Linked DNA regions of Homo sapiens: region 2 is linked to region 1. A link is a loop called in an ENCODE intact Hi-C map of the cell type or tissue named here. Cell type or tissue: K562. All regions are shown on one strand. Each heading gives the region's core, and the rest is flanking DNA. Links, peaks and the distances in the headings are about the cores only.

What was found. Peaks named below come from ENCODE experiments on the same cell type or tissue, not always from the same donor. Only the 100,000 strongest peaks of a DNase experiment are listed, where the experiment ranks them.
Region 2: a loop joins it to region 1, with 23 times the contacts of the local background. A loop is called at or near these places in 2 of 110 quality-filtered maps.

The regions. Positions count from the first base shown.
Region 1 is chr5:179,510,110-179,526,015 of GRCh38, forward strand. LOC128966623 (a long non-coding RNA gene) reads left to right here and starts at 12,348. Exons shown (of 5, transcript NR_185480.1): 1 at 12,348-12,595; 2 at 13,308-13,365; 3 at 13,911-13,971; 4 at 14,191-14,606. LOC100289470 (chromosome 5 open reading frame 60-like) reads left to right here and starts at 12,387. Exons shown (of 4, transcript NR_171571.1): 1 at 12,387-12,595; 2 at 13,308-13,365; 3 at 13,911-13,971; 4 at 14,191-15,065. It also overlaps the pseudogene LOC100128622. RefSeq lists enhancers at 4,015-4,862, 8,220-8,995. In K562, for the core only: a CTCF peak has its summit at 9,506 (motif pointing right); no DNase peak of the experiment used is centred there; H3K27me3 peaks cover 917 bases.
Region 2 is chr5:179,638,063-179,653,968 of GRCh38, forward strand. It overlaps SPATA31J1 (SPATA31 subfamily J member 1), which reads right to left and starts at 6,984. Exons shown (of 6, transcript NR_131066.1): 1 at 6,737-6,984; 2 at 5,967-6,024; 3 at 5,368-5,428; 4 at 4,807-5,148; 5 at 4,264-4,378; 6 at 3,482-3,816. LOC128966623 (a long non-coding RNA gene) reads left to right here. Exons shown (of 5, transcript NR_185480.1): 5 at 13,927-15,179. LOC100502572 (chromosome 5 open reading frame 60-like) reads left to right here and starts at 13,221. Exons shown (of 4, transcript NR_171894.1): 1 at 13,221-13,290; 2 at 13,511-13,852; 3 at 14,232-14,395; 4 at 14,843-15,171. In K562, for the core only: no CTCF peak of the experiment used is centred there; no DNase peak of the experiment used is centred there; H3K27me3 peaks cover 1,376 bases.

The sequences.
Region 1 (15,906 bases), core at 4,590-12,589:
CTCTTCCTCTTCTTCTCCCCTCTTCCTCTCCCTCTCCCTTTTTTTGAGATGAGGTCCCAATCTGTCACCCAGGCTGGACTGCAGTAGCAGATCAGCACTCACTGCAGCCTCGACCTCTTGGGCTCAACTGATCCTCCTGCCTCAGCCTCCTCAGTAGCTGAGACTATAGGCATGCACCACCATGCCCAGCTAATTTTTTTTTTGTATCTTTTGTAGAGATGGTGTTTCCCCATGTTGCCCAAGCTGGTCTTGAACTCCTGGGCTCAAGTGATCTGACCACCTTTGACTCCAAAAGTTCTAGAATTACAGGCATGAGCCACCGTGCCCAGCCTATCATTATTATTAATGATTATTTAAAAGACTAAGTTTTTGGTCGGGCGCGGTGGCTCACGCCTGTAATCCCAACACTTTGGGAGGCTGAGGCAGGCAGATAGATCATGAGGTCAGGAGATCGAGACCATCCTGGCTAACGCGGTGAAACCCCATCTCTACTAAAAGTACAAAAAATTAGCCAGGCTTGGTGGCAGGCGCCTGTGGTCCCAGCTACACAGGAGGCTGAGGCAGGAGAATGGCGTGAACCTGGGAGGTGGAGCTTGCAGTGAGCCAAGATCGCACCACTGCACTCCAGCCTGGGCGACAGAGTGAGACTCCGTCTCAAAAAAAAAAAAAAAAAAAAAAACTATGATTTTCCAGCATTCATATGAAATAATGTATTTTAACACACCGTTTTATATGTGTGTGTATGTGTGCATGCGCATATATGTATACACACACACACTAAGCAACAAGCTAGAATTCTTTTTTTTTTGAGACAGAGTCTCACTCTGTCACCCAGGCTGGAGTGCAGTTGCACGATCTCTGCTCACTGCAACCTCTGCCTCCCGGGTTCAAGCGATTCTCCTGCCTCAGCCTCCTGAGTAGCTGGGATTACAGGCACGTGTCCCCACACCTGGCTAATTTTTTTGTTTTTTTTCTGTTGAGATGGAGTCTCACTTTTGTTGCCCAGGCTGGAATGCAATGGCGCAATCTGAGCTCACTGCAACCTCCACCTTCCAGGTTCAAGTGATTTTCCTGCCTCAGCCTCCTGAGTAGCTTGGACTACAGGCTCCCACCACCACGCCCAGCTAATTTTTTTGTATTTTTAGTAGAGACAGGGTTTCACCGTGCTGGCCAGGCTGGTTTCAAACTCCTGACCTCAGGTGATCTGCCTGCCTCGGCCCCCCAAAGTGTTGGGATTACAGGCATAAGCCACCGCGCCTGGCCATTTTTTTTTGTATTTTTAGTAGAGATGGAGTTTCACCATGTAGGTCAGACTGGTCTCGAACTCCTGACCTCATGATCCGCCTGCCTCAGCCTCCCAAAGTGCTGAGATTACAGGCGTGAGCCACCGCACCCGGCTGAGTTGCTCCCACCTTTTATCTATTGTGAATAACACAGCTATCGACAGGGATGGGCAAGTGTCTCTTTATTTCCTTGCTTTCAATTTTTGGGGGATATATACCCAGAAGTGGAATTGCTGGAGCGTCCCTAGGTGTAATTTCCGAGGAACTGCCTTACTGTTTTCTAGAGGGGCGGCACTATTTTACATTCCCACCAGCAGTGCACAAGGGTTCCAGTCTCTCCACATCCTTACCAACATTCGTTATATTCTGGGTTTTCTTTGATACTAGTCAATGTAGTAGGAGTGAAAAGGAATCTCGTTGTCATTTCCATCTCCCTAATGATTAGTGATGCTGAGTATGGAGAAATGTCCATTCGAGTCCTTTGCTCTTTTTTTTTTTTTTTTTTTTTTTTGAGAGGGAGTCTCGCTCTGTCACCCAGGCTGGAGTGCAGTGGCGCGATCTTGGCTCACTGCAAGCTCCGCGTCCCGGGTTCACACCATTCTCCTGCCTCAGCCTCTTGAGTAGCTCGTACTACAGGCGCCCGCCACCACGCCTGGCTAATTTTTTGTATTTTTAGTAGAAAAGGGGTTTCACCGTGTTAGCCAGGATGGTTTCCATCTCTTGCCCTTGTGATCCGCCCGCCTTGGCCTCCCAAAGTGCTGGGATTACAGGTGTGAGCCACCGCGCCCAGCCTTTTTTTTTTTTTTTTTTTTTTTTTTTAAGACAGAGTCTCACTCTGTCACCCAGGCTGGAGTGCAGTGGCGTGATCTCGGCTCACTGAAACTTCCACCTCCTAGGTTTAAGCGAGTCTCCTGCTTCAGCCTCCCAAATAGCTGAGATTACAGGCATGTGCCACCACACCCGGCTAATTTTTGTAGTTTTAGTAGAGACGGGTTTCACCATGTTGGCCAGGCTGGTCTCGAACTCCTGACTTCAGGTGATCTGCCCGCCTCGGCCTCTCAAAGTGCGAGGATTACAGGCGTGAGCCACCGCGCCCAGCCTTGCTCATTTCTGAATTTGATTGTTAGGTTTTTGTTATTGAGTGTGTTTTTTTAATTGAGTGTAATATTCATACAGAGAAGCCACCAATCCCCAGAGGGCAGCTTGGTAAATTATCGTAGAGTGAATACGTCTGGGACACCAGCCCTCAGATCAAGAAATAGAATATTACCAGAGCCACCCTCCCCCAGAGCACTAAGATAATCGCTATCCTGACTTCTCACCAGATGTTTCTTTGGCCTGTTTTAGGGCTTCGCAGAAACAGAATCGTGCCGTACGCATTCATTTGTGTCTGGCTGCTTCTGCTCAACAGTATGTTGCTGAGATTCACCAACTGTGCATGGTGGCTGTGAATCCATTTTCAGTGCTGTAAGAATTTTACTCTATAAATATACTGAGAGGTACTTATCCACTCTCCTGTTGGAATTTGGGGCTATTGTGAAGGGTGCTGGTATAAACATCCTAGTGCACGTCGCACGTCATTTGGTGAACACGTGCACAGTGCACAGTTCTTTTGGGTCTATGCGTAAGAGTGGAATGTGGGGATCACATGTGTGGTCTCCTTTAGTAGGTATTACCCAAGGGTTTTCCAAAGTAGTTGTGCTATTTTACATTCCCAATAGTATATGAAGTTTCAGTTACTCCACATTCTTGCCCAAACTTGGTATCAACAGTGTTTTTAATTTTAGCAATTCTGGTAGGTGTAATATTGGTTTCTCACTGTGGTTTAAATTTGATGGCTTATGAGGCTGAGCATGTTTTAAATGCTTTTTGGCCATTTGGATGTTCATTTGCTCTTTCCTCTCCCTTCCCCCCTCCTCCCTCCCCCCTCCCTCCCTTTCTTCCTTCCCTTTTTTGTCCCTCTTCATTTCTTTCACCCATTGTCCTATTGGTCTGCCAGCTTTTTTCTTAATTTTTTAAAAAACTTTATTTAAGTACTGGGATACATGTACAGAACGTGCAGGTTTGTTACACAGGTAAACATGTGCCATGGTGGTTTGCTGCACTTATCCACCCGTCACCTAGGTATTAAGTCCCGCATGCATTTTTCTTATTAACTTACAGGAATTCTCTTTATACTCTACATGTGATTTATCTTTTCACCCTCCTCCATTCCCCACCTCTTTTTTTAAGAGACAGAGTCTCACTCTGTCACCCAGGCTGCAGTGCAGTGGCACAATCATGGCTCACTGCAGCCTCAGCCTCCCAGGCTCAAGTGTTCCTCCTGCCTCAGCCTCCCAAGTATCTGGGACCACAGGCATGCACCACCACGCCCAGCCAATTTTTCATTTTTCGTAGAGACGAGGTCTTGCTAAGCTGCTCAGGCTGTTCTCTAACTCCTGACCTCAAGTGATCCTCCCGCCTTGGCCTCCCAAAGTGCTGGGATACAGCGTGAGCCACCACACCCGGCCCCATCTTTTTACTCTCTTATTGATGAAAAAATTCTTAATTTTACTATCATCCAATGTATCTGTAGGGGTGGGTTGCCCCTACACACCTGTGGGTGTTTCACGTAAGGTGGGACGAGAGATTTGGAAAAGAAAAAGACACAGAGACAAAGTATAGAGAAAGAAATAAGGGGACCCGGGGAACCAGCGTTCAGCATATGGAGGATCCCGCCAGCCTCTGAGTTCCCTTAGCATTTATTCATCATTTGTGGGTGTTTCTCGAAGAGGGGGATGTGTCAGGGTCACAAGACAATTGTGGGGAGAGGGTCAGCAGACAAACACATGAACAAAGGTCTTTGCATCATAGACAATGTAAAGGATTAAGTGCTGTGCTTTTAGATATGCATACACATAAACATCTCAATGCTTTACAAAGCAGTATTGCTGCCCGCAGGTCCCACCTCCAGCCCTAAGGCGGTTTTTCCCTATCTCAGTAGATGGAGCATACAATCGGGTTTTATACCGAGACATTCCATTGCCCAGGGACAGGCAGGAGACAGATGCCTTCCTCTTGTCTCAACTGCAAGAGGCATGCCTTCCTCTTATACTAATCCTCCTCAGCACAGACCCTTTACGGGTGTCGGGCTGGGGGACGGTCAGGTCTTTCCCTTCCCACGAGGCCATATTTCAGACTATCACATGGGGAGAAACCTTGGACAATACCTGGCTTTCCTAGGCAGAGGTCCCTGCGGGCTTCCGCAGTGTTTGTGTCCCTGGGTACTTGAGATTAGGGAGTGGTGATGACTCTTAAGGAGCATGCTGCCTTCAAGCATCTGTTTAACAAAGCACATCTTGCACCGCCCTTAATCCATTTAACTCTGAGTTGACACAGCACACGTTTCAGAGAGCACGGGATTGGGGGTAAGGTTATAGATTAACAGCATCCCAAGGCAGAAGAATTTTTCTTAGTACAGAACAAAATGGAGTCTCCCATGTCTACTTCTTTCTACACAGACACAGTAACAATCTGATCTCTCTTGCTTTTCCCCACATTTATCAATCATTTTCTTTGGGGATAGTGTTTTGTCTTATTGAAGAAATTTTTACCTGCCTCCTAAGGAGCCTTAAAAATCTCCATATGCCCACAAAGCCCCACTGTTCTAACGTCTATTTTGTGCTAGAAAATAAACGAGGCACTGTCCCAGAGGCTATGCCTATCTTGTGGGAAAACTGTCTTCATCATCATTTGCTAAGCTGGGAGATGATCGGGATGAGGACAATCTCCATGGCTCCCGGCATCTGATCCCTTCCTGCATTAGAGAGAGTGGGCCTGATGCCATCGTGGGCCCAGCCCCACCTGCACCCCACGGGGAAAGGGCAAGAGGAATGGAGAAGGTGTGGTGTCCTTGGGCAGAGCCAGCCCAGAGATGTGGTTCTGCAAACAGAATGAGGGTACAGATGAGTCTGCCTGCATCGCCACGGGGCTCCGGGGGCTGCAGGAGGTGGGAGAGAAGCAGGTAGAGGAGGGATCCAGCAGGAAGAAGAGCAGAGCATTCTCCCTGGAAAGGGAGAAAGAAGGACGCACCTTTCATTTAACAGCTCAGTGTTCCAGTGACCGGAGGTGAGGTCGCAGCTGCTGGTCCCACAGAGCCTGTCTCTGGCGTTAGTTGTTTAGATGTCAGAATTGGTGAAAAGTTTGAGATTGTACCAGCTGGTCCGGGAAAGGTGATGGGGGAGCTATAAAGCTTGCGGCAGGGCAGTCAGGGATGACCGGTGCACAGGGGCTCCAGGGCACATGAGCCACACGGTGCTTAGGGCCAGGCCTCCCAGGAGTGACCCAGACCAGCCTTTTCTTTCTCATCCTCTCACTCTCTGAATTCAAAAGCTTGAACATGCCACGAAATGTCCACCCAATAAAAAGAAAGTATTTGCCTACTGGGCTCAGACATGGTATTAAGGAAATTGCAAATCTACTGACTGTGACAGAAAGCAAATCAGTGGCTGCTTGGGATGGGGGGGGGTGGGAGGGGCTGTAGGGAGGGATTCCAAAGAATCATGAGGAAGCTTTGGGAGTCGTGATGCTCCTGGTCATGGTTTTGCGGGTGCGTACGTGTGTTAACATTGATCAAAAAAATTTGTTTTTTTTGAGATGGAGTTTCGCTCTTGTTGCCCAGGCTGGAGTGCAGTGGCACGATCTCGGCTCACTGCAACCTCCACCTCCTGGGTTCAAGTGATTCTCCCGCCTCAGCCTCCAGAGTAGCTGGGATTACAGGTGCCCGCCACCATGCCTGGCTAATTTTTTGTAGTTTTAGTAGAGATGCGGTTTCACTGTGTTGGTCAGGCTGGTCTCGAACTCCTGACCTCAGGTGATTCACCCACCTCGGCCTCCCAAAGTGCTGGGATTACGGCGTGAGCCACCATGCCTGGCTTGTTCTCTTGTATGTCAGTTACCCCTCCATGAGGCTGCTAAACATCTTCCCAGCACACACACGCACAGACACACACCTGCATGCCCTCACGCAGTTTGCAAGGCAGTGGTTCAAGTTACACTTTAATCCCTCAAGCGTGCTCATCTCACTCTCTGAACCTGCCCTCTTGCAGGGTCCATGGTTCTTCCAAGTGTCCTGGTCACAAGGCAGCTGGATCGACACTCAGAGATATAGAGCAGAGCAGAGTGTGGTCCCTGAATCTATCTCGCCCCCACAATCTTTACACACAGAGACCTTCCCAGGAGCTGTGACTTGAACTTCACAATCTGCAGGGTCCACCCATGAGCCGTGTCCTCCTCACAGGCAATTGGATCCCCTCCTCTCTCCACCTGTGTGGGAAGATTGGAAACAAAAAATAGAGAACGTGGGAGGTAAAACACTAAGGGGATGGGCCACAGCTGAGCATCCCCAGGACAGAGGGAAACACTGAGGGGGTGGATGGGCCACACCTGAGCATCCTCAGGACGGAGGGAAACACTGAGGGGGTGGATGGGCCACACCTGAGCATCCTCAGGACCGAGGGAAACACTGAGGGGGTGGATGGGCCACACCTGAGCATCCTCAGGACCGAGGGAAACACTGAGGGGGTGGATGGGCCACACCTGAGCATCCTCAGGACAGAGGGAAACACTGAGGGGGTGGATGGGCCACACCTGAGCATCCTCAGGACAGAGGGAAACACTGAGGGGGTGGATGGGCCACACCTGAGCATCCTCAGGACAGAGGGAAACACTGAGGGGGTGGATGGGCCACACCTGAGCATCCTCAGGACCGAGGGAAACACTGAGGGGGTGGATGGGCCACACCTGAGCATCCTCAGGACCGAGGGAAACACTGAGGGGGTGGATGGGCCACACCTGAGCATCCTCAGGACAGAGGGAAACACTGAGGGGGTGGATGGGCCACACCTGAGCATCCTCAGGACCGAGGGAAACACTGAGGGGGTGGATGGGCCACACCTGAGTGACCTCAGGACCGAGGAAAACACTGAGGGGGTGGATGGGCCACACCTGAAGGCCCCCGGACAGAGTGAAGGACAGCTGTTGTTGGGATGATAATTCCACATCTTTGGAGAACAAGAATTCCAGGTGGTTTTCTTCTCTCCAAACAGCATGGTTATGAACTAGCTCTCACTCCAGGAGGCTTTAAGGCTCCATATAATATCTGTGGTAATAAAGAAAAACAGGCCAGGTGCCACGGCTCACACCTGTAGTACCAGCACTTCGGGAGGCCAAGGTGGAAGGACCACTGAGGCCAGGAGTCTGAGACCAGCCTGGGCAACGTAACAAGAGCCCATCTCTATAAATAATTTCAAAAACGTAAAAAGAAAAGAAAAACAAATAGTGGTAACTGTCACAACTAACATATAGTTACAAACAAAAATTTACACCAAGGTGAAAAAAATCAACTTTTTTTTTTTTTTTTTTTTTTTTACCAAAACGATGCCTCAGTCTAGGAAGAGGTGCTTCCTCTCTGGAAGCAGCTGAACACCTGAGCTGCTGTCCACAGGCGGACGGACTCTCCAGGAGCCCCCAGTGGGCCTCGGCTCCTCCACGTCAGCTCCTCTCTTGTCCCTCTGCTGGTCCACGGGGGCCGCTGCAGCTGGCCAGGTCTCCTGGGAGTCAGAGGGGGCCATGGGTTCCACCCCAGGGCCCACCTCATCAGCACAGTGCTCTCACCATCTGAGCACCAGCCCAGAGGAAAAGGAGAAAGAATGGGTGATGCTGATCCCCCAAGCAAAATGGAAACCCCTCCACCTCCCACCCTCAAAAGCACCCAACAACGGGCCCTGGGCACTGAGGGCCTCACGGGCAGCTGTTTGCATCACAGTGAAATCTACAAAGTTCCCATGGCACGTGAGTGGACGCTTCCTCCACACGGGAATGTCCGGCTGCCCCAAGGAAGGCTGCAATAATGTTGAGATCTTTGAATAGGAGCAAGGGATCAAGGCCGATGGCCTCTCTGAGGGCCTCAGTTTCCATCCATGTGGGCAAGCTCCCCTTTGGGAATCTGGGTTATGGTTCCCGAGATGGGGACAAGAGGCATCCGCTGACGGCTATATTTACAAAAATCCATCAAGTCGACACGCTTGTGAGAGTCAAAGCAGTACAGTAACTCACTGGAAAAGTGAAAAATTCTCACCTTCACACCCACAGAGATAACGGGGGCGGCGTGGGGGCAAGCCGAACGCATGCGTGTGCTCTGTGCACTCACCGCCGCCCTCTCCGCGGCTGTCTGGCTCCTGATTTGCATAGTGAGAGGCAGACACCAGGCTTGAATCAGGAGGGGCAGCGCCTTGTCCCAGTGAGTTTGGGTCTTGAGACAGTGAGTAGCAAGGGTGTAGAAAGGAAGGGATTTATCGACAAAGTTATCTGACTTTGATTCTTGAGCTCAATAGGGAGAGTTTGAATAAAAAGGAACACCGATACTAACACACGTTAAATAGACGAACTGCTTCTAATATTTGATAGGCAATAAATGTCGCATTTGTTTATACTTCCTAAGCAAAGTCAAGTCTCGTTCTCAGTTGCTCATTTTCAGAGAGTGAGAAAGTCCAAGATCTCATGGGCCCCTCCCCTTCCTCGGGTTATGGACACCAGGGCCCTGGGGACTGCAAGCTGGGGAGGTCTCCCGGGAGTCAGAGGGGGACATGGAGGAGAGCGGAGGAGAGAGTGCTGTTCTAGGGTGTCATTAGGTGGCTGTCAGATCCCTGCTCCTACATTCAGTAGGGAGTGACCTTCGGAAAATTATGTAGCCTCCCTAAGTCTCAGTTTTCTCACCTGAAAAATGGAGCTGATGGTAATAATCCTCATCCAGGAGAACAGCATGTGTTGACCATCCTCGTGGCATTCTTTTTAAGAGCTGCACGGCACTCCATTGTATGGGCATTAAATCATTTATTTATTGTGTGCAATCTCGGCTCACTGCAACCTCTGCCTCCCAGGTTCAAGCGATTCTCCAGCCTCAGCCCCCTGAGTAGCTGGGATGACAGGTGACCACCACCATGCCTGGCTAAATTTTGTATTTTTAGTAGAGATGGGGTTTCACCATGTTGGCCAGGCTGGTCTTGAACTCCTGACTTCTGGTGATCTGCCCACCTCAGTCTCCCAAAGTGCTTGGATTACAGGCCTGAGCCACCACTCCCGGCCCATAGACCTAAATATAAAACACATTTGTTGAACACCATGAAACCAGCAGCTTTGCTGTCACCACCAGAGGGACTCACATGATTTGGAGAATTTTCAAATAGGGATATTGATGCAAACAAACAGGAAGGACCAGTAGCTCTGCTCTTCTCCTCAGAGACCAGAACCTGCCCAAACCACCCAGCATCACTGACAGATGACGGTTCCTGAGCTCATGCGAAGAGAAGACACAGCGAGGGGAGATGCCTGTGGAAAGCAGATGGCCTGAGCTGTGTGTGCACGCCCTAGTCCACGGGTAGATCCATCAGCAACAGTGGAAGCCTCACCGACTCAAGGTGTTCGTGTACAAATTCAGACAACTGTTGGCAGAATACCAAGCACGCAGATAAAGGAGCGGTTCCTGGGAAGCCATGCATAAGAAACAAACAAAAAATGAGCAGAGACGGCTCCGGATACACGCTGCTCACAGAATTTACAAATTTAGTACAGGCTGGTTACAAACAAACGAACAAACAGTAACAACTCTCAGCGGAAAAGATTCAGAATCCAGAGTTGAAGAGTCTATAACCTAAAGTATCCAGTGTTCAATGATAAGTTACAAGACAAAAAGAAACAGGCAAGTGTGGGGGAAAACTGTCTTTGTGTCCCCAGATGTCACACTTAGCAAACAAAGACTTCAAAGCAGTTACTTATGTTAAAAGAACTTAAAAAGGGCCAGGCACGGTGGCTCAATCCTGTAATCCCAGCACTTTGGGAGGCCGAGGCGAGCAAATCACCTGAGGTTACAGGTGCATGCCTGTAATCCCAGCTACTTAGGAGACTGAGGCAGGAGAATCGCTTGAACCTGGGAGGCAGAGGTTGCAGTGAGCCGAGATCACGCCATTGCACTCCAGCCTGGGCAACAAGAGCGAAACTCTGTCTCAAACAAAAAAGAAAAAGAAAAATGACTTATGAAACGTCAAGCACAACATATGTAGAATGAGAGTCTCAGAAAGAAAGAAAAGGGGAAAGAAAGAATTATTTATAGAAATAATGGCTGAAAACTTACCAAATTTGATATAAAACATTAATCTATAGAATCAATGTTTACTTTCAGTAAAATAAATACCAATATATCCACTCCTACACACCTTGTGTCAAGCTACGAAAACACAAAGAGCAAATATTGAAAACAGTAAGACAAAAACTTCTCCTCATGTACAAGAGCACCACGATAAAATTAGCCACTGATTTCTGATCAGAAACAATGGTGAGACCATGAACGGCAGCTCACGCCTGTAATCCCAGCACTTTGAGAGGCCAAGGCAGGTGGAATACCTGAGGTCAGGAGTTCGAGACCAGCTTGGCCAACATGGTGAAACCCCATCTCTACTAAAAATACAAAAATTAGACCAGGCGCGGTGGCTCCCGCCTGTAATCCCAGAGCTTTGGGAGGCCGAGGTGGGTAGATCACGAGGTCAGGAGATCAAGACCATCCTGGCTAACACAGTGAAATGCCATCTCTACTAAAAATACAAAAGATTAGCCAGGCGTGGTCGCAGGCGCCTGTAGTCCCACCTACTTGGGAGGCTGAGGCAGGAGAATGGCATGAACCCGGGAGGTGGAGGTTGCAGTGAGCCAAGATCTCGCCACTGCACTCCAGCCTGGGCGACGGAGTGAGACTCCATCTCAAAAAAAGAGAAAAAAAAAGAAAAAATTAGCTAGGCATGTTGGTGCACACCTGTAATCCCAGCTACTTGAAGGCTAAGGCCAGAGAATCGCTTGAACCTGGGAGGCAGAGTTTGCAGTGGGCTGAGATCACACCACTGCACTCCAGCCTGGGCAACAAACAGAGGGAGATTCTGTCTCAAAAAGAAAGAAAGAGAGAGAGAGAGAGAGAAATAGAAAGAAAGAAAGAAAGAAAGAAAGAAAGAAAGAAAGAAAGAGAGAGAGAGAGAGAGAGAGAGAGAGAGAAAGAAAGAAAGAAAGAAAGAAAGAAAGAAAGAAAGAAAGAAAGAAAAAGAATGAATGAATGAATGATGGGAAGGCAATGGGATGGCATAGTCAAAGAATGAAAGAAAAAAAATTGTCAACTAAAAATGCCATGTCCAGCAAATCTATCTTTTAAAAATAAAGATATTCCCAGATAAAGACAGAAAATTTGCTGCCAGCCATCCTACCTCATAAGAAACACTAAAAGAAAGCTTCTGAACTGAAAGAAAGGCTTGATTCTTCTATTTGAAAATACTGAATTGATTTGTCACAGGGTATGTGTGTATATGTGTGTGTGTGTATGTGTGTGTGTGTATGCCAAATATTCCAAAATTTCTCATGCACTTTAACTTTTATTGATTTTAGAAGCAAAAATATTGCAAATATATAAAAATATTCTTTGAAGGTTTAGTTCAATTTTATACTTTTTTAGTCCTATGAATTTTAATAATAAAGAATTGATTTAATTTTTGATTAAGTCTAGCTGAAGACAGTAAAGATTAATTGAAGCAAAAATTATAAAAATTTATTCAAAACTCACAATGATAAACAAGTATAAAAATGTAAGCTCTATGTCTGAGTTGAAGCAAGGCAAGAACATATTGTGTGGGGAGGTTAGAATTGCAGGCAGAGGAGACCCTGGAGCAATAATCCCTGGAAATAACAGGAATTTCGGGGACAAATCCAGATCCTCAAAAACTGTGAAACTGAGGGAGTCTGAGCAGAGTTCTCCAATGAACCAGGTATCATCTGTGTGCCAGGGTGAGAGGACGGAAAACGGGCCAGGTCTGTCTCTGACAGGTTGAGAAGGTGGAGTGGGAAGGAGGGATCCGGAAGGCCAGGAGGGTGGAGGGAACTGCAGGGGTGGGTGGTGGTGGGCGGGGCTGGGCTTTAGCCTCCTCCTCCCACTGCCCACCCCACCCTTAGGAGCCCTTTGTGAGGGGGAGGCCCCAGCTCTGTGATGTGGACCTGGGCCCCAGTAACTTGTCCCAGAGGGGATGCCCAGGGCTCAGCTGCCTGAGGACAGCAGTGCAGTTGACATGGATATTCTCTTTCCTCTGCACAGTGTTATTGAGACAGAGCTGTGCCCCAGCCCCATTCCCCAGATCATCCATTTCGTCCTCTTCATTGTGTTCAGCCTGGTGATCCTGATCATCTTATGCCCCTACATTCCCAGGGAGCCATCCTCAGTGCCTCCCAGAGAGGAGGACAGCGAGAATGTAAGGAGCCCTCAGCCCACACCCAGCAGAGAATGCTTCTATTTTTCCTGCTCTCTTTTCCACTTTTCCACATCAACCAGAGGCGCTCCTGTGATGGGAACTCTCATCATCCCTCTAGGGACAGCAGGGCAGGCAGGGGTTGGAGTGGGCATAGGATTTCCAACCCAAGCCCCCAGACCATCTGTGGAGGTGCACGGGAGGCGTCAGAGCAAAACCAAACCCCAGGACTCAGCGGCGAGGACCCGGTCATGAGAGGGGTGAGGTCTCTGTGGAAGGACAGGCCCTGAGCCCGGGCTCATCAGCCGCCTTCCTGGGCAGGTGCCTCGGGGCCCAGCCTCTGTGTGAGGTGCTCTGGGGGCTGTGCTGAGCCCCTGAGAGCCTCCCACCTGAGACTGGAGTCGCCCCTGGCCTCCTCGGAAGCAGAATCCTCCCTGCCAGCTCAGAGGCACCTGCAGACCCAAGAGTGTGTGTTTCCCAAGCAGCGGAACAGGGACTGAGGATACCCAGGGCAGGCCTCACATAGAAAACCCCTCCATGCTTTCCAGAGAAGGAAACCAGAAAAAGGTTATTACGCACTTTAGAAACCAGTGAAAGAGAAGCACACAGGCTCCATGAGCTGGGCGGAGAAAGTGTGTCATTCACGAGCACTGGGTCTGCAGCTGTGGGGACAGGAGACTGAGACCCGGCCTGCACCCTCTTTCTTGTCTCTCAGGATCAAGCTGAAGTGGGGGAATGGCTCAGGATCGGAAATAAATATATCACTTTGAAAGGTAAGGCTCTGAGGGTCCCAGAAGCCCCCAGAGGTGACAGCTTCACCTGATCCTAGGAACATGCTGCTTGTCTCCAAGGAATTCATTTTCAGAGGCCTGAAGGGAACCTCCTAGGAGAGAAATTGGAACCCGGGATCCCTCTCCATGGGATGAAGCCATGGGGTCCAGGAAGCAGGTGTTGCCCAGGAGGGGACCGTGTGGGGGAGGGGACCAGTGACCACCTGGACATGCAGGAGGGGCTGCAGGTCCATGTGGGCAGCTGTTTAACATGGCTGAGCCCTCTCTGAGGCCACCCTGTCCTCTCTCCCCAGGAGGTGGTCGTGACCCCCATGATGGGGAGTGTCAGGAGGCACTCTATAAATGAGAAAACGCTGCCCACCGGGCATCTGGCTATCACTCCTGGGGCCCTGTGGCCTTGGACAGGGATGCTGGGGCTCCAGGGTCTAATCCCCGATCCCGGGGTCTCCCCTAAGGGCACACGCACTCGGCCTCCTGTAAGTCCCAGTTCCCTCCCTCGCCACCATAACCCATCTCCTGCTTTCCAGACTGCAGAATTCTCTTGAAAGAATTGGAGAACCTTGAGGTCTACACTTTCCTGCTGGAAAAGTGAGGCTCTTCCCCTTCTCTCCCATGTCCTCCTTCCTACCAGGACCTAGGATGCCACCCCAGGGCCTGGGGCTGATCTGGGAGGGGAGATCACGGCCGTTATGTCACTAAAGCCCTGGGCAGGGGTAGGCAGAGCTTTGTGAAGTCAGCAGGGGGGCCCTGGAGGTCCACAGGTGCCCAGTGCTCCCGGCTGCAGCCTGTGCCTCCTGTCTCCTGCAGGCGCCTGAAGAAGCTCTCTAGGGAGGGCAGCTCCCATCACCTTCCACGCCAAGTCCGCCCAGGGCCAGTGTACAAACCAGCACCTGCTAGGAACCACCGGCCACGTGGGGGGCGTGGGAAAGCTTCTCCCACCAGCTTCCATGTGTCCCCACGGGCTCCCCCGGCTCCTCTGGCCTCCATGCCGTCATCAGTCCCGAAGACCTCCATAGAGTCCCTTGGGTCTCCATCATCCCTGAGCTCCTCCCAGGCATCAGAGCCTCTGTGTCCCCTGAAGCACCCTTCACACCGGCCACCTGCGAGCACCCTATCACCAAACCCGACCAGCTCCACAGAATCCTTGGGGTATCTGTCATCCCTCAGCTCCTCCCAGCCACCAGAGCCTTTGCGTCCCCTGAAGCACCCTTCACACAAGCCACATGGGCGTTCCCCTCCCCGACGACGGAATCCTGGCTGGGTGTCCTGGTCCGACTCCATGCAGGCTGATTCCGAAACTGACGCCATAATATGCCCAATGTGCAAGGCCCCTGAGCGCTCCTGTCCACACACCTGGTGGGTGCCTTCTAGCCCTCGAGTGATCCGAGGCGTTGGTCGCTGCAGTGATCCCAACCTGGGCCTCTCCTGGAGGCAGGAGGCTGCTAGAGCCTGGTGCCACTGCACCTCCTCACAGTACCCATTCGAGCACCCTAATCTTCCCACCCACCTACCAAAGGCTTCCTTCTAGGGAGACCCCACATGCAGGCAGATGGAGGCAGGGCTCACACTGGCCTCCAGGGCTGTGCAACTGGCATATTATTTTGCACATAACTTGGCTCAGGTTTGTGAGGTCTGATTTTTAAAATGAAGCAACAATCACATAAAGATTTTCAAACAAATAAGTCAAATGTATGGCAGTATTTCTATTTTATCCTATGGCAAAATAATTCTTCCTAATTTTAATATTATTTTGTTCCTTAAAATTTAATACCTTCAAATGATATTACCTATGTTTCCAGGATTTGACAAAGTCTTAATGTTCAGCCAACATGGCTTAAGCTGATGAACTACTTAAAAGGATTCTTTTCTTTTTTTTTTTTTTTTTTTGAGACAGAGTCTCGCTCTGTCACCCAGGCCGGAGTGCAGTGGTGTGATCTCGGCTCACTGCAACCTCCACCTCCTGGGTTCAAGCGATTCTCCTGCCTCAGCCTCCCGAGTAGCTGGGATTACAGACATGCACCACCACAGCTGGCTAATTTTTGTATTTTTAGTAGAGACGGGGTTTCACCATGTTGGCCAGGCTGGTCTCGAACTCCTGGCCTCAGGTGATCCACTCCCCTTGGTCTCCCAAACTGCTGGGATTAGAGGCGTGAGCCACCAAGTCCAGCCGGAGGATTCATTGTTTAAATAATTCTAAGAAATGCACATTTTCCAAGACTCAGGAGGTCAGGCTTCATTTTATATTCAGTAAAGGGTTTAAAAAGGATGTGATGCTCCAAATAAACTGAAATCTTACACAGCTTCTCACGGAATGTGTGCCTGAGACAGACGCACAGCCATCCCAACTACTGGGAAGAGGCGTCTTATCATCCGAATTGAAGAAAGTGTCCATTTAGTCAACATGTGTATTAGAATAATGAAAGGCCTCACTACTTATATGCCCAGCACTTTCTAAAGGGTGCACTTTGGTTAGACTGTGTATTTCTTACTGCTCATAAGTAACACATTGTCGTTGGCTTGTTA
Region 2 (15,906 bases), core at 3,395-11,394, 130 kb after region 1:
AAAAACCTGACAAAAGCATTACAAAAAGAAAATTCCAGGCCGGGCACGGTGGCTCACGCCTGTAATTCCAGCACTTTGGGAGGCCGAGGTAGGTGGATTACGAGGTCAGGAGTTCAAGATCAAGCTGGCCAAGACAGTGAAACACTGTCTCTACTAAAAATACAAAAAAAAAAAAAAAATAGCCAGGCATGGTGGCGGGCGCCTGTAATCTCAGCTACTCAGGAGGCTGAGGCAGAGATTTGCTTGAACCCGCGAGGCAGAGTTTGCAGTGAGCCGAGATCTCGCCACTGCACTCCAGACTGGGCGACAGAGCGAAACTCCGTCTCAAAAACAAAAAACAAAAATTTTTTAAAGATAAAAATAATTAACCAGGTGTGGTGGTGCGTGTCTGTAGTCCCAGCTACAGTCTCCAGCTGAGCCAGTAGAATTGCTTGAGCCTAGGAGTTTGAATTGCAGTGAGCTATGATCGTGCTACTGCACTCAGCCTGGGCAACAGAATGAGACCCCATCCTTAAAATAAAATTTAAAAAAAAGGATATGAATTGGATTGTGTCACTTGAGGCTTCAGTGTTTGCTCTCCAAGTAGAATCGGCTCCCTCCCTGTCCAGCTTGGGGGCTGCCGCTCCAGGCCCTTGGCCTCTTAGCCTCAAAGCCTGCTTCCCTCTGCCTGACCAGGCCACGCATCACTTTCTCAGCAACTCTCCCCAACTCCCAAATAGCTCCCAATTAGGGGCTCTCATTATAGTGCATAGCACTTGCTGAAACTTGTAGCTGTGGACTGGATTGTAAAGTTACTCATTTTTCTTCATCTCCCTGCTAGATTCTAAGCTTCTCCAGGAAAGGGATCTTTTCTCCTCCGGTCATCCTAGGGCAAGGCAAATGGAATGTACTTGAACATTCACTGACTGGATGGACAAATGCATGAAATGAAGACACAAATGCGGAGCTAGTAAGCAATGGGCCAAGCATCCTTCCAAATGGAGAATGAAATTATGAAGACTTGGGCCAGGCGTGGTGGCTCACACCTGTAATCCCAGCACTTTGGGAGGCCAAGGCGGGCAGATCACGAGGTCAGGAGTTCGAAACCAGCCTGGCCAACATGGTGGAACCCTGTCTCTACTAAAAATACAAAAATTAGCCGGGCGTGGTGGGGCAGTAATCCCAGTTACTCGGGAAGCTGAGGTGGGAGAATCACTTGAACCTGAGAGGCGGAGGCTGCAGTGAGCCAAGATGGCGCCACTGCACTCCAACCTGGGTGACACAGCAAGACTCTGTCTCAAAAAAAAAAAAAAAAAAGGCCTGGTGCGGTGGCTCATGCCTGTAACCAGGCCGAGGCAGGGAGATCACCTGAGGTCAGGAGTTGGAGACCAGCCTGACTAACATGGAGAAACCTTGTCTCTACTGAAAAATACAAAATTAACAGAGCGTGGTGGCAGCGCCTGCTCATAATCCTTGGCATGCTGAGGCAGGAGAATCGCGTGAACCAAAGAGGTGGAGGTTCCGGTGAGCCAAGATCACGCCATTGCACTCCAGCCTGGGCAACAAGAGGAAAACTCCATCAAAAAAAAAAAAAGAAAGAAAGAAAGGAAGGAAGATTGATTATGAAGGCTCAAAAATGTAAGGAGCGGCCGGGCATGGTGGCTCACGCCTGTGTTCCCAGCACTCTGGGAGGCCGAGGTGGATGGATCATGAGGTCAGGAGATCAAGACCATCCTGGCTAACCCGGTGAAACCCCGTCTCTACTAAAAATTCAAAAAAAAATTTAGCCAGGCGTGGTGGCGGGCGCCTATAGTCCCAGCTACTCGAGAGGCTGAATTGGGAGAATGGCGTCAACCCGGGAGGCAGAGGTTGCAGTGAGCAGAGCTCCTGCCACTGTATTCCAGCCTGTGTGACAGAGTGAGACTCTGTCTCAAAAAAAAAAAAAAAAAAAAAAAAAATGTAAGGAGCAACCCACAGCATGAGGGAAAATATTTGCCAACAACAAATCAAACAACTCAATTCAAAAATGCATGAAGGGGACTGGTGCAGTGACGCATGCCTGTAATCCCAGCACTTTGGGAGTCTGAGGTGGGTGGATCACGAGGTCAGGAGTTTGAGACCAGCCTGACCAACATTGTGAAACCCCATCTCTACTAAAAATGCAAAAATTAGCTGGGCGTGGTGGCGTGCGCCTGTAATCCCAGCTACTCAGGAGGCTGAGGCAGGAGAATCGCTTGAACCTGGGAGGCAGAAGTTGCAGTGAGCCGAGATCGCGCCACTGCACTCCAGCCTGCGTGACAGAGCGAGACTCCGTCTAAAATAAATAAATAAATGAAAAAAATGCATGAAGGGGCCAGACCCGGTGGCTGAGGCAGGTGGATCACTTGAGGCCAAGAGTTCGAGACCAGCCTGGGCAACACAGCAAACCCCATCTCTACAGAAAATACAAAAATTCGTCAGGCATGGTGGTGTGTGTCTGTGGTCCCAGCTACTGGGGAGGTTGAGGCAGAAGGACTGCTTGAGGCTGAGAGGCAAAAAAAAAAAAAAAAAATAGCCAGTGGTTCATGCCTGTAATCCCAGCACTTTGAGAGGCTGACGCCAGCAGATCAGTTGAGGCCAGGAGTTCGAGACCAGCCTAGGCAGTGGTGGCCAGCACCTATAATCCCAGTTACCCGGGAACCTGAGGCAGGAGAATCGCTTGAACCTGGGAGGTGGAGGTTGCAGTGAGCCAACATCGCGCCACTGTACTCCAGCTTGGGCAATAAAGTGAGACTCTGTCTCAAACAAACAAACAAAAAGGCCGAGCGGGGTGGCTCACACCTGTAATCCCAGCACTTTGGGAGGCTGAGGCGGGCGGATCACGAGGTCAAGAGATGGAGACCATCCTGGTCAACATGGTGAAACCTTGTCTCTACTAAAAATACAAAAATTAGCCAGGCGTGGTGGCGGGCGCCTGTAGTCCCAGCTGCTCAGGAGGCTGAGGCAGGAGAATGGCTTGAATCCAGGAGGTGGAGATTGCAGTGAGTTGCGATCTCGCCACTGCACTCCAGTTTGGGTAACAGAGCAAGACTCCGTCTCAAAAAAATAAAACAAAACAAAACAAAACTGAGTAGTTCAACAGCTTAAGCCATGTTGGCTGAACATTAAGACTTTGTCAAATCCTAAGGAACAAAATAATATTAAAATTAGGAAGAATTATTTTGCCATAGGATAAAATAGAAATACTGCCATACATTTGACTTACTTGTTTAAAAACCAGACCTCACAAACCTGACCCAAGTTATGTGCAAAATAATGTGCCAGTTGCACAGCCCCTGGAGGCCAGTGTGAGCCCACATGCCTCTGCTGGTTTATTTCTAGAATCCACTCGCTGTGGGTCTTGATCGTGTTTCCAAAACAAGGAAGTCACCCATCTCTAGTTCAGGCCTTGTTACCAATGAAATTTTAAAATATGACATTGATACCATTTGACTGGACAATAACTAAAATTGGACAAAGAAGATATTTTCCTCTCATTGGAGGTTGCAGCATTTTATTCAGGTTTACAATTTATGATTCATCCAGCCGTGGTGGCTCAAGCCTATAATCCCAGCACTTTGAGAGGCTGAGGTGGGCAGATATCTCAAGGTCAGGAGTTCAAGACAAGCCTGGCTAACATGGTGACACCTTCTCTCGACTAAAATTACAAAAATTAGCTGGGTGCGGTGGCACAAGCCTGTAATCCCAGTTACTCGGGAGGCTGAGGCAGGAGAATGGCTTGAATCCGGGAGGCGGAGGTTGTGGTGAGCCAAGATGGTGCCACTGCACTCCAGCCTGAGCAACAGAGTGAGACTCCATCTAAAAAAAAAAAAAAAAATTGTGATTGTGTAAACTGTGACTCAGGGAACTGCAGAGAACAGAAGTTTGCAGGTCTACACGTGGAATCTGCAGTTCTGTTAGGAGAGACTGGCATTGCAAAAGAGCAGCAATTCCTGAGCATCTTCCCCAGCAGAGAGCCCATTCTGGGGGCAATGTTGACAATGACCCAGAGTCTCTGGGTTCTCCAGTGGGGGGCACAGCTGATGTTATCCCTCCTGTGCTGGCAGTTTTCTAAGTGAGTTCAGATCCTCTAGGAAGGAAGATCTGTGTGTGCAGCGCTGTGGAAGAGGTCTCTGTGGGCGCCAAGCCTCCCAAGGAGATTTACGGGCTCCAGGGACTGGAGGTTTGGACCCCATCTCCGTCTCTCCCAATCCATTAGAACATGCATTTCCAGCATCTGTGGGGTGCGCAGATGAGGGGACGCACCTCCAAGTTGTCCTCAGGAGATTCCCAATTGTTCGTGGATGTCGGATATTCGGTGTCCATGGGAGTGTCTGGGATTTTGGTGTCTTATGCGTCCAGCAGCGTTGGCACATCCAGGCTGAGGAAAGCGGGACCCCTGCCTCCACCTGCCTGCATGTGGGGTCTCCCTAGAAGGAAGCCTTTGGTAGGTGGGTGGGAAGATTAGGGTGCTTGAATGGGAACTGTGAGGAGGTGCAGTGGCACCAGGCTCTAGCAGCCTCCTGCCTCCAGGAGAGGCCCAGGTTGGGATCACTGCAGCGACCAACGCCTCGGATCACTCGAGGGCTAGAAGGCACCCACCAGGTGTGTGGACAGGAGCGCTCAGGGGCCTTGCACATTGGGCATATTATGGTGTCAGTTTCGGAATCAGCCTGCATGGAGTCGGACCAGGACACCCAGCCAGGATTCCGTCGTCGGGGAAGGGAACGCCCACGTGGCTTGTGTGAAGGGTGCTTCAGGGGACGCAAAGGCTCTGGTGGCTGGGAGGAGCTCAGGGATGACAGATACCCCAAGGATTCTGTGGAGCTGGTCGGGTTTGGTGATAGGGTGCTCGCAGGTGGCTGGTGTGAAGGGTGCTTCAGGGGACACAGAGGCTCTCGTGGCTTGGAGGAGCTCAGGGATGATGGAGACCCCAAGGACTCTACGGAGGTCTTCGGGACTGATGACGGCATGGAGGCCAGAGGAGCCAGGGGAGCCCGTGGGGACACATGGAAGCTGGTGGGAGAAGCTTTCCCACGCCCCCCACGTGGCCGGTGGTTCCTAGCAGGTGCTGGTTTGTACACTGGCCCTGGGCGGACTTGGCGTGGAAGGTGATGGGAGCTGCCCTCCCTAGAGAGCTTCTTCAGGCACCTGCAGGAGACAGGAGGCACAGGCTGCAGCCGGGAGCACTGGGCACCTGTGGACCTCCAGGGCCCCCCTGCTGACTTCACAAAGCTCTGCCTACCCCTGCCCAGGGCTTTAGTGACATCATGGCTGTGATCTCCCCTCCCAGATCAGCCCCAGGCCCTGGGGTGGCATCCTAGGCCCTGGTAGGAAGAAGGACATGGGAGGGAAGGGGAAGAGCCTCACTTTTTCGACAGGAAAGTGTAGATCTCAAGGTTCTCCAGTTCTTTCAAGAGAATTCTGTAATCTGGAAAGCAGGAGATGGGTTATGGTGGCGAGGGAGGGAACTGGGACTTACAGGAGGCCGATTGCGTGTGCCCTTAGGGGAGACCCCGGGATTGGGGATTAGACCCTGGAGCCCCAGCATCCCTGTCCAAGGCCACAGGGCCCCAGGAGTGATAGCCAGGTGCCCGGTGGGCAGCACTTTGTCCTCTCCAAAGTGCTTCCCGACACGCTCCATCATGGGGGTCACGACAACCTCCTGGGGAGAGAGGACAGAGGCAGTCTCAAAGAGGACTCAGCCATGTTAAACAGCTGCCCACATGGACCTGCATCCCCTCCTGCACGTCCAGGTGGTCACTGGTCCCCTCCTGGGCAACACCCGCTCCCTGGACCCCATGGCTTCAACTCAGCAGGGAATCGGAGATGGATCCCGGGTTCCAATTGCCCTACCAGGAGCTTCCCCATCAGGCCTCTGCAGATGACTTCCTAGGAGACTTGGTGCTTGTTCCTAGGGACAGGTGAAGCTGTCATCTCTGGGGCTTCTGGGACCCTCAGAGCCTTACCTTTCAAAGTGATATATTTATTTCCGATCCTGAGCCATTCCCCCACTTCAGCTTGATCCTGAGAGACAAGAAAGAGGGTGCAGGCCGGGTCTCAGTCTCCTGTCCCCACAGCTGCAGACCCAGTGCTCGTGAATGACACACTTTCTCCGCCCAGCTCATGGAGCCTGTGTGCTTCTCTTTCACTGGTTTCTAAAGTGCGTAATAACCTTTTTCTGGTTTCCTTCTCTGGAAAGCATGGAGGGGTTTTCTATGTGAGGCCTGCCCTGGGTATCCTCAGTCCCTGTTCCGCTGCTTGGGAAACGCACACTCTTGGGTCTGCAGGTGCCTCTGAGCTGGCAGGGAGGATTCTGCTTCCGAGGAGGCCAGGGGCGACTCCAGTCTCAGGTGGGAGGCTCTCAGGGGCTCAGCACAGCCCCCAGAGCACCTCACACAGAGGCTGGGCCCCGAGGCACCTGCCCAGGAAGGCGGCTGATGAGCCCGGGCTCAGGGCCTGTCCTTCCACAGAGACCTCACCCCTCTCATGACCGGGTCCTCGCCGCTGAGTCCTGGGGTTTGGTTTTGCTCTGACGCCTCCCGTGCACCTCCACAGATGGTCTGGGAGCTTGGGTTGGAAATCCTATGCCCACTCCAACCCCTGCCTGCCCTGCTGTCCCTAGAGGGATGATGAGAGTTCCCATCACAGGAGCGCCTCTGGCTGATGTGGAAAAGTGGAAAAGAGAGCAGGAAAAATAGAAGCATTCTCTGCTGGGTGTGGGCTGAGGGCTCCTTACATTCTCGCTGTCCTCCTCTCTGGGAGGCACTGAGGACGGCTCCCTGGGAATGTAGAGGCGTAAGATAATCAGGATCACCAGGCTGAACACAACAAAGAGGACGAAATGGATGATCTGGGGAATGGGGCTGGGGCACAGCTCTGTACCAATAACACTGTCCAGAGGAAAGAGAATATCCATGTCAACTGCACTGCTGTCCTCAGGCAACTGAGCCCTGGGCATCCCCTCTGGGACAAGTTATTGGGGCCCAGGTCCACATCACAGAGCTGGGGCCTCCCCCTCACAAAGGGCTCCTAAGGGTGGGGTGGGCAGTGGGAGGAGGAGGCTAAAGCCCAGCCCCGCCCACCACCACCCACCCCTGCAGTTCCCTCCACCCTCCTGGCCTTCCGGATCCCTCCTTCCCACTCCACCTGCTCAACCTGTCAGAAACAGACCTGGTCCGTTTTCCGTCCTCTTGCCCTGGCACACAGATGGTACCTGGTTCATTGGAGATCTCTGCTCAGACTCCCTCAGTTTCACAGTTTTTGAGGATCTGGATTTGTCCCTGAAATTCCTGTTATTTCCAGGGATTATTGCTCCAGGGTCTCCTCTGCCTGCTCACTGCAACCTCCGCCTCTTGGGTTCAAGCAATTCTTTGCCTCAGCCTCCTGAGTAGCTGGGATTACAGGTGCCTGCCACGACGCCTGGCTTATTTTTTTAATTTTTAGTAGAGACAGGGTTTCACTATCTTGGCCAGGCTGATCTCAAACTCCTGACCTCGTGATCGGCCCGTCTCGGCCTCCCAAAGTGCTGGGATTACAGGCGTGAACCACCGCACACAGCCTCAAAAAAGTTTTTTTAGGGCTTTGGCTAAGTACATGAAGATAAGTGATGCCCAATTCAGGTTTTGCCAAATAACACAACTCTTTTCAGAAACTACAAATTCCACTGGCTCTGGCAGAATGAATATCAACCTAGGTCAATTCTCCATAACAAGAACCCATAAATTTGCCGGCCGGGCGCGGTGGCTCACGAGGTCAGGAGATCAAGACCATCCTAGCTAACACGGTGAAACCCCCTCTCTACTAAAAATACAAAAAATTAGCGTGGTGGCGGGTGCCTGAAGTCGGAGCTACTCGGGAGGCTGAGGCAGGAGAATGGCATGAACCCGGGAGGCAGAGGTTGCAGTGAGCTGAGATCACGCCACCGCACTCCAGCCTGGGCGACAGAGTGAGACTCCATCTTGAAAAAAAAAACAGAACCCACAAATTTGCCAGCCCACTTCACGTCTCGACTATTAGATAACAGCAGGCAAGATGCATGTTCCTGATGGGCACCAGTTGCTTACATGGTGATTCTTGCAAGATGCATGTTCCTGATGGGCACCAGTTGCTTACATGGGGATTCTTGCAAGATGCATGTTCCTGATGGGCACCAGTTGCTTACATGGGGATTCTTGCAAGATGCATGTTCCTGATGGGCACCAGTTGCTTACATGGTGATTCTTGCAAGATGCATGTTCCTGATGGGCACCAGTTGCTTACATGGTGATTCTTGCAAGATGCATGTTCCTGATGGGCACCAGTTGCTTACATGGTGATTCTTGCAAGATGCATGTTCCTGATGGGCACCAGTTGCTTACATGGTGATTCTTGCAAGATGCATGTTCCTGATGGGCACCAGTTGCTTACATGGTGATTCTTGCAAGATGCATGTTCCTGATGGGCACCAGTTGCTTACATGGTGATTCTTGCAAGATGCATGTTCCTGATGGGCACCAGTTGCTTACATGGTGATTCTTGCAAGATGCATGTTCCTGATGGGCACCAGTTGCTTACATGGTGATTCTTGCAAGATGCATGTTCCTGATGGGCACCAGTTGCTTACATGGTGATTCTTGCAAGATGCATGTTCCTGATGGGCACCAGTTGCTTACATGGTGATTCTTGCAAGATGCATGTTCCTGATGGGCACCAGTTGCTTACATGGTGATTCTTCTTTGAGTTATTGGTGTTTTCTCCCTTTCTTCCCTCCCTCCCTCCGTCCCTTTCCTCCTCTCCCCTCCACCTAATAGAGGGTCCACGTCTCCACAGGGTCACCTCTGTCTCCAGCATTAGAAAAGGAAGTCAGAGCTGGTCACGGTGACTCACACCTGTAATCCCAGCACTTCGGGAGGCTAAGGTGGGAGGATCACGAGGTCAGGAGATTGAGACCATCCTGGCTAACACAGTGAAACCCCGTCTCTACTAAAAATACAAAAAATTAGCCGGGTGTGGTGGCGGGCGCCTGTAGTCCCAGCTACTCGGGAGGCTGAGGTGGGAGAATGGGGTGAATCCGGGAGGCGGAGCTTACAGTGAGCCGAGATCACACCACTGCACTCCAGCCTGGGCGACAGAGCAAGACTCCGTCTCAAAATAAATAAATAAATAAATAAATAAAAAATAAAAGGAAGTCAGAAAGCTAAGCAAGGCCTGGATCAGGAGACCTATTTATTCTAATGATGAGAAAGCACCGCAGGGCTCTGGGAAGGGAAGTGGCATGGTCTGATTTACCTATTTTAAAAAATCCATGTAAAGATTATGTGGGGGAGTGGGGGCAAGAGTAGAAGCAGAGATGCCCTGTAGGAAGCAGGTACAAGAATCCAGACAGGAAGGTTGCGGGTTGCTTGGACTAGGGTGGAAATACTGCAGACAGGTTCGGGGTCTATTTTGAAGATAAAGCCAGCTGGTCTTGCTCATGTGGGCACTGAGAGAACCTGGGGCCAGGGAACTAGGTAAATTGCGGGGTGGGTGGGGAAGGGAGGGAAGGATGCTACTTTGACTGAGATGGAAAACACTGGGGGAGCAGTTGGGTTTGAGTTGTGTGGGGGCTTCAGAAATCTTTTGACCTTAAACGTAAGATGGTGTCAGACATACCAGTGGCACTAGAAGCTGTGGAAGCACAGGAACAATCTAGAAATTGGCCGAGAGCTTTGGCTGGATATTTTAAATGTGGGAATCATCAGTTTATAGGTGTCACTGGTGTAAAACCATGGACCAAGGGCCGGGCGTGGTGGCTCAGGCCTGTAATCCCAGCACTTTGGGAGGCTAAGGCGGGCAGATCACTTGAAGTCAGGAGTTTGAGACCAGCCTGGCCAACGTGGTGAAACCCTGTCTCTTCTAAAAATGCAAAAGTTAGCCGAGTGTGGTGGCACACATCTATAGTCCCAGCTACTCAGGAGGCTGAGGCAGGAGAATCACTTGAACCCGGGAGGCGGAGGTTGCAGGGCACCGAGATCATACCCTACATGATCCCAGCACTTTGGGAGGCCGAGGCGGCTGGATCACGAGGTCAGGAGATCGAGACCATCCTGGCTAACACGGTGAAACCCCACCTCTACTAAAAATACAAAAAATTAGCCGGGCATGGTGGCGGGTGCCTGTAGTCCCAGCGCCTGGGCAACAGAGACTCCATCTCAAAAAAAAAAAAAGTGACTAGAAACTCAAAAAGTGTGGAGAGCGGGAGCAGGGGAAGGGCTGAAAAACTGCCTGTTGGGCACTGTCTTCACTATCTGAGTGACAGGTTCACTAGAAGCCCAAACCTCAGCACCACACGGTTTATCCATGTAACAAACCTGCGCATGCACCCACTGAATCTCAAATGTTTTAAAAAGCGATAAGCCATGTTAATAGCAGGTACCCTTGGTGTGATGTGATGTGATGAGAATGACATTTCCCCCACGGGCTTCCTCCCCATGACACAGGGGCCACCCCAGCCATGTTTACAGCCCTGGCCCCAGACAGTATTGAGCCCCTGAGCCCCCACCACTTGTGTGTACAGCTCCGGTTCCCCTGCCCCACCTCATCCAGCCGGCTCTACCTTATTTTGACGTCATAGCTGAGCACGTGCTGGGAGATGGCCGTGGTACAGCCTGTAAGTAGGGCTGTAAATAGTCACAATGGGCCTGTAAATAGTCCAGCCCCATTACCACGTTCTGGTCCAGACAGCGGGCTGCAGGTGAGTTGTTTCTAGAACCAGAGCTTATATGAAGAGAAAAATAGAAGGGACAGAACAGTGTGTTCCCAGATCACACCTGCAGCTCCTACAGGCTGGGGTGGGGGTCTGGGGCCCGGCTCTGCTGGCTCAGTCATTTTGCTTCTCCTCAAGTTCCCTCTGTGGAACTGGGCGCCGTTTCCACCAAACCGTCTGCTCTCCAGTCCCACAGGGGCTGCTGTCAGTCACCCTACGGCCTCTCTGCCTAGGCTTTGAAACTGATTCATTGTTCTTTTGCTGTATTTTTCTTTGTAGGTTTCAGAATTCTCTGTTTATTTATGATAATTTGGGAAGGATCCTGGGAGAGTGAAAATAAATGAAGTGCGCAATCTGCCAAGTTTCACTGGAGGCTCCACTGATCCTTCCACCATGCTCAAATGCCTGCAGGAAATCTGGGGAATCATCTTTCCTACCCTAAGACCCTGGGACTGAGCACTGGCCCTGAGGCCCCTGACAGGCATAAACTAATCAGCAAATGTGCAGGAAAAATGCGGAGCTGCAAGACCAAAGTCAGATTCCCACTCTCCCTAAAGGCCTGGATTCCCCTGGAAACCCACATCCCCACTTCCTGGAAGGAGCTATGAGGACCCAGGGGAGTGGCTCTGGGCATCAACTGGTCCAGGCAGGAGGTGGTTCCCCATGTCCCATCTTTCCAGCGCCCAAGGGAGCCTCTCAGGGGAGTCTCATCACCCCCCGCCCCACCATCACAGAGCAGCCTGCTCCTGGCCTGTATCCAAACACCCCTGGGGGCGGCTGCCCTGGGCGTGCTCCCCTTTCCCTGATGGCCGCTAGAACTCCGTGAGGAGAGGCTCGCCAGGGTCACCCAGACAGTCCCTGATCCCACATTGTCCCGACACATGAGGCTTCACCCCGGAGGAAATAGGAAAAGGGAGTGAATCCTGTGGGCTCCCCTCACAAAAGGAAAGCTACGTGCTGTCACTTGGGCGCAAGGCGGGCTATGAGGCTGGAGAAAAGCTCCCAGGGACGACGCCTCCGGGAGCTTTTTTCTTTTTCTTTTTTTTTTTTTTTTTAATTGATCATTCTTGGGTGTTTCTGGCAGAGGGGGATTTGGCAGGGTCATAGGACAATAGTGGAGGGAAGGTCAGCAGATAAACATGTGAACAAGCGTCTCTGGTTTTCCTAGGCAGAGGACCCTGCGGCCTTCCGCAGTGTTTGTGTCCCTGGGTACTTGAGATTAGGGAGTGGTGATGACTCTTAAGGAGCATGCTGCCTTCAAGCATCTGTTTAACAAAGCACATCTTGCACCGCCCTTAATCCATTTAACCCTGAGTGGACACAGCACATGTTTCAGAGAGCACGGGGTTGGGGGTAAGGTCATAGATCAACAGGATCCCAAGGCAGAAGAATTTTTCTTAGTACAGAACAAAATGAAGTCTCCCATGTCTACTTCTTTCCACACAGACACAGCAACAATCCGATCGCTCTATCTTTTCCCCACCTTTCCCCCCTTTCTATTCCACAAAACCGCCATCGTCATCATGGCCCGTTCTCAATGAGCTGTTGGGTACACCTCCCAGATGGGGTGGTGGCCGGGCAGAGGGGCTCCTCACCTCCCAGACGGGGCTGCCGGGCAGAGGCGCCCCCCACCTCCCTCCTGGACGGGGCGGCTGCCGGGCGGAGGCTGACCCCCCACCTCCCTCCCGGACGGGGTGGCTGCCGGGCGGAGGGGCTCCTCACTTCCCAGACGATAGGCGGCCAGGCAGAGACGCTCCTCACTTCCCAGACGGGGTGGCGGCCGGGCAGAGGCTGCAATCTCGGCACTTTGGGAGGCCAAGGCAGGCGGCTGGGAGGTGGAGGTTGTAGCTAGCCGAGATCACGCCACTGCACTCCAGCCTGGGCAAGATTGAGCACTGAGTGAGCGAGACTCCGTCTGCAATCCCGGCACCTCGGGAGGCCCTCTTTTTTTTTTTTGAGATGGAGTCGCTCTGTTGCCCAGGCTGGAGTGCAGTGGCGCAATCTCAGCTCACTGCAACCTCCACCTCCCGGGTTCAAGCAATTCTCCTGCATCAGCCTCTGGAGTAGCTGGGAATATAAGTGCCCGCCACCACGCCCGGCTAATTTTTTGTATTTTTAGTAGAGATGGGGTTTCACAATGTTGGCCAGGCTGCCTTTAAATTCCTGACCTCAGATGATCCGCCTGCCCTGGCCTCCCAAAGTGCTGGAATTACAGGCATAAGCCACCACATCTGGCCGCCTCCTGAAGTCTTTGCTGCACAGGGCTCCATCCTTTTGTGGGGCCAGGAGGGTGGGATTCTGCCCTCATCTGCTGGCCAGTGCTCCCACCTCATTTTACCAGGGGACAGCCCGGCCAGGAGAGGTTGGCGTGGGATGCACCCACCACTCGGGGGCCTGTGGGAGGTAGTCACCCCCTCCTGGCCAGACTGAGCGTCTTTGCTTTGCAGTCCACTTATTCAAGTGTTAATCCCTCCCTCACCACCATAACCCATCTCCTGCTTTCCAGCTTGCAGAAGTCTCTTGAAAGAACTAGAGAACACTAAGGACCACACTCTCCTGCTGGAAAAGTGAGGCTCTTTCCTCTTCCCTCCCGTGTCCTCCTTCCTACCAGGACCTAGGATGCCACCCCAGGGCCTAGGGCTGATCTGGGAGGGGAGATCACAGCCGTGATGTCACTAAAGCCCTGGGCAGGGGTAGGCAGAGCTTTGTGAAGTCAGCAGGGGGGCCCTGGAGGTCCACAGGTGCCCAGTGCTCCCGGCTGCAGCCTGTGCCTCCTGTCTCCTGCAGGCGCCTGAAGAAGCTCTCTAGGGAGGGCAGCTCCCATCACCTTCCACGCCAAGTCCGCCCAGGGCCAGTGTACAAACCAGCACCTGCTAGGAACCACCGGCCACGTGGGGGGCGTGGGAAAGCTTCTCCCACCAGCTTCCATGTGTCCCCACGGGCTCCCCTGGCTCCTCTGGCCTCCATGCCGTCATCAGTCCCGAAGACCTCCATAGAGTCCCTTGGGTCTCCATCATCCCTGAGCTCCTCCCAGGCATCAGAGCCTCTGTGTCCCCTGAAGCACCCTTCACACCGGCCACCTGCGAGCACCCTATCACCAAACCTGACCAGCTCCACAGAATCCTTGGGGTATCTGTCATCCCTCAGCTCCTCTCAGCCACCAGAGCCTTTGCGTCCCCTGGAATGTCCTTCACACAAGCCATGTGGGCGTTCCCTTCCCCGACGACGGAATCCTGGCTGGGTGTCCTGGTCCGACTCCATGCAGGCTGATTCCGAAACTGACGCCATAATATGCCCAATGTGCAAGGCCCCTGAGCGCTCCTGTCCACACACCTGGTGGGTGCCTTCTAGCCCTCGAGTGATCCGAGGCGTTGGTCGCTGCAGTGATCCCAACCTGGGCCTCTCCTGGAGGCAGGAGGCTGCTAGAGCCTGGTGCCACTGCACCTCCTCACAGTACCCATTCAAGCACCCTAATCTTCCCACCCACCTACCAAAGGCTTCTTTCTAGGGAGACCCCACATGCAGGCAGGCGGAGGCAGGGGTCCCGCTTTCCTCAGCCTGGATGTGCCAACGCTGCTGGACGCACAAGACACCAAAATCCCAGACACTCCCATGGACACCGAATATCCGACATCCACGAACAATTGGGAATCTCCTGAGGACAACTTGGAGGCGCGTCCCCTCATCTGGGCACCCCACAGATGCTGGAAATGCGTGTTCTAATGGATTGGGAGAGAAGGAGATGGGGTCCAAACCTCCAGTCCCTGGAGCCCGTAAATCTCCTTGGGAGGCTTGGCGCCCACAGAGACCTCTTCCACAGCGCTGCACACACAGATCTTCCTTCCTAGAGGATCTGAACTCACTTAGAAAACTGCCAGCACAGGAGGGATAACATCAGCTGTGCACCCCACTGGAGAACCCAGAGACTCTGGGTCATTGTCAACATTGCCCCCAGAATGGGCTCTCTGCTGGGGAAGATGCTCAGGAATTGCTGCTCTTTTGCAATGCCAGTCTCTCCTAACAGAACTGCAGATTCCACGTGTAGACCTGCAAACTTCTGTTCTCTGCAGTTCCCTGAGTCACAGTTTACACAATCACAATTTTTTTTTTTTTTTTTAGATGGAGTCTCACTCTGTTGCTCAGGCTGGAGTGCAGTGGCACCATCTTGGCTCACCACAACCTCCGCCTCCCGGATTCAAGCCATTCTCCTGCCTCAGCCTCCCGAGTAACTGGGATTACAGGCTTGTGCCACCGCACCCAGCTAATTTTTGTAATTTTAGTCGAGAGAAGGTGTCACCATGTTGGCCAGGCTTGTCTTGAACTCCTGACCTTGAGATATCTGCCCACCTCAGCCTCTCAAAGTGCTGGGATTATAGGCTTGAGCCACCACGGCTGGATGAATCACAAATTGTAAACCTGAATAAAATGCTGCAACCTCCAATGAGAGGAAAATATCTTCTTTGTTCAATTTTAGTTATTGTCTAGTCAAATGGTATCAATGTCATAGTTTAAAATTTCATTGGCAACAAGGCCTGAAATAGAGATGGGTGACTTCCCTATTTTGGAAACATGATCAAGACCCACAGCGAGTGGACTCTAGAAATAAACCAGCAGAGGCATGTGGGCTCACACTGGCCTCCAGGGGCTGTGCAACTGGCACATTATTTTGCACATAACTTGGGTCAGGTTTGTGAGGTCTGGTTTTTAAATGAAGCAACAACCATATAAAGATTTTCAAACAAATGAGTCAAATGTATGGCAGTATTTCTATTTTATCCTATGGCAAAATAATTCTTCCTAATTTTAATATTATTTTGTTCCTTAGGATTTGACAGTCTTAATGTTCAGCCAACATGGCTTAAGCTGATAAACTACTTAGAAGGATTCTTTTTTTTTGAGATGGGCTCTTGCTCTGTCACCCAAACTGGAGTGCAGTGGCGCGATCTCGACTCACTGCAACCTCCGCCTCCCGGGTTCAAGTGATTCTTCTGCCTCAGTCTCCCAAGTAACTGGGACTACAGGTGTGTGCCACCACGCCCGACTAATTTTTGTATTTTTAGTAGAGACAAGGTTTCACCATGTTGACCAGGATAGTCTCAATCTCTTGACCTCGTGATCTGCCTGCATCCGCCTCCCAAAGTGCTGGGTTTACAGGTGTGAGCCACCACACCTGGTGTTTTTGT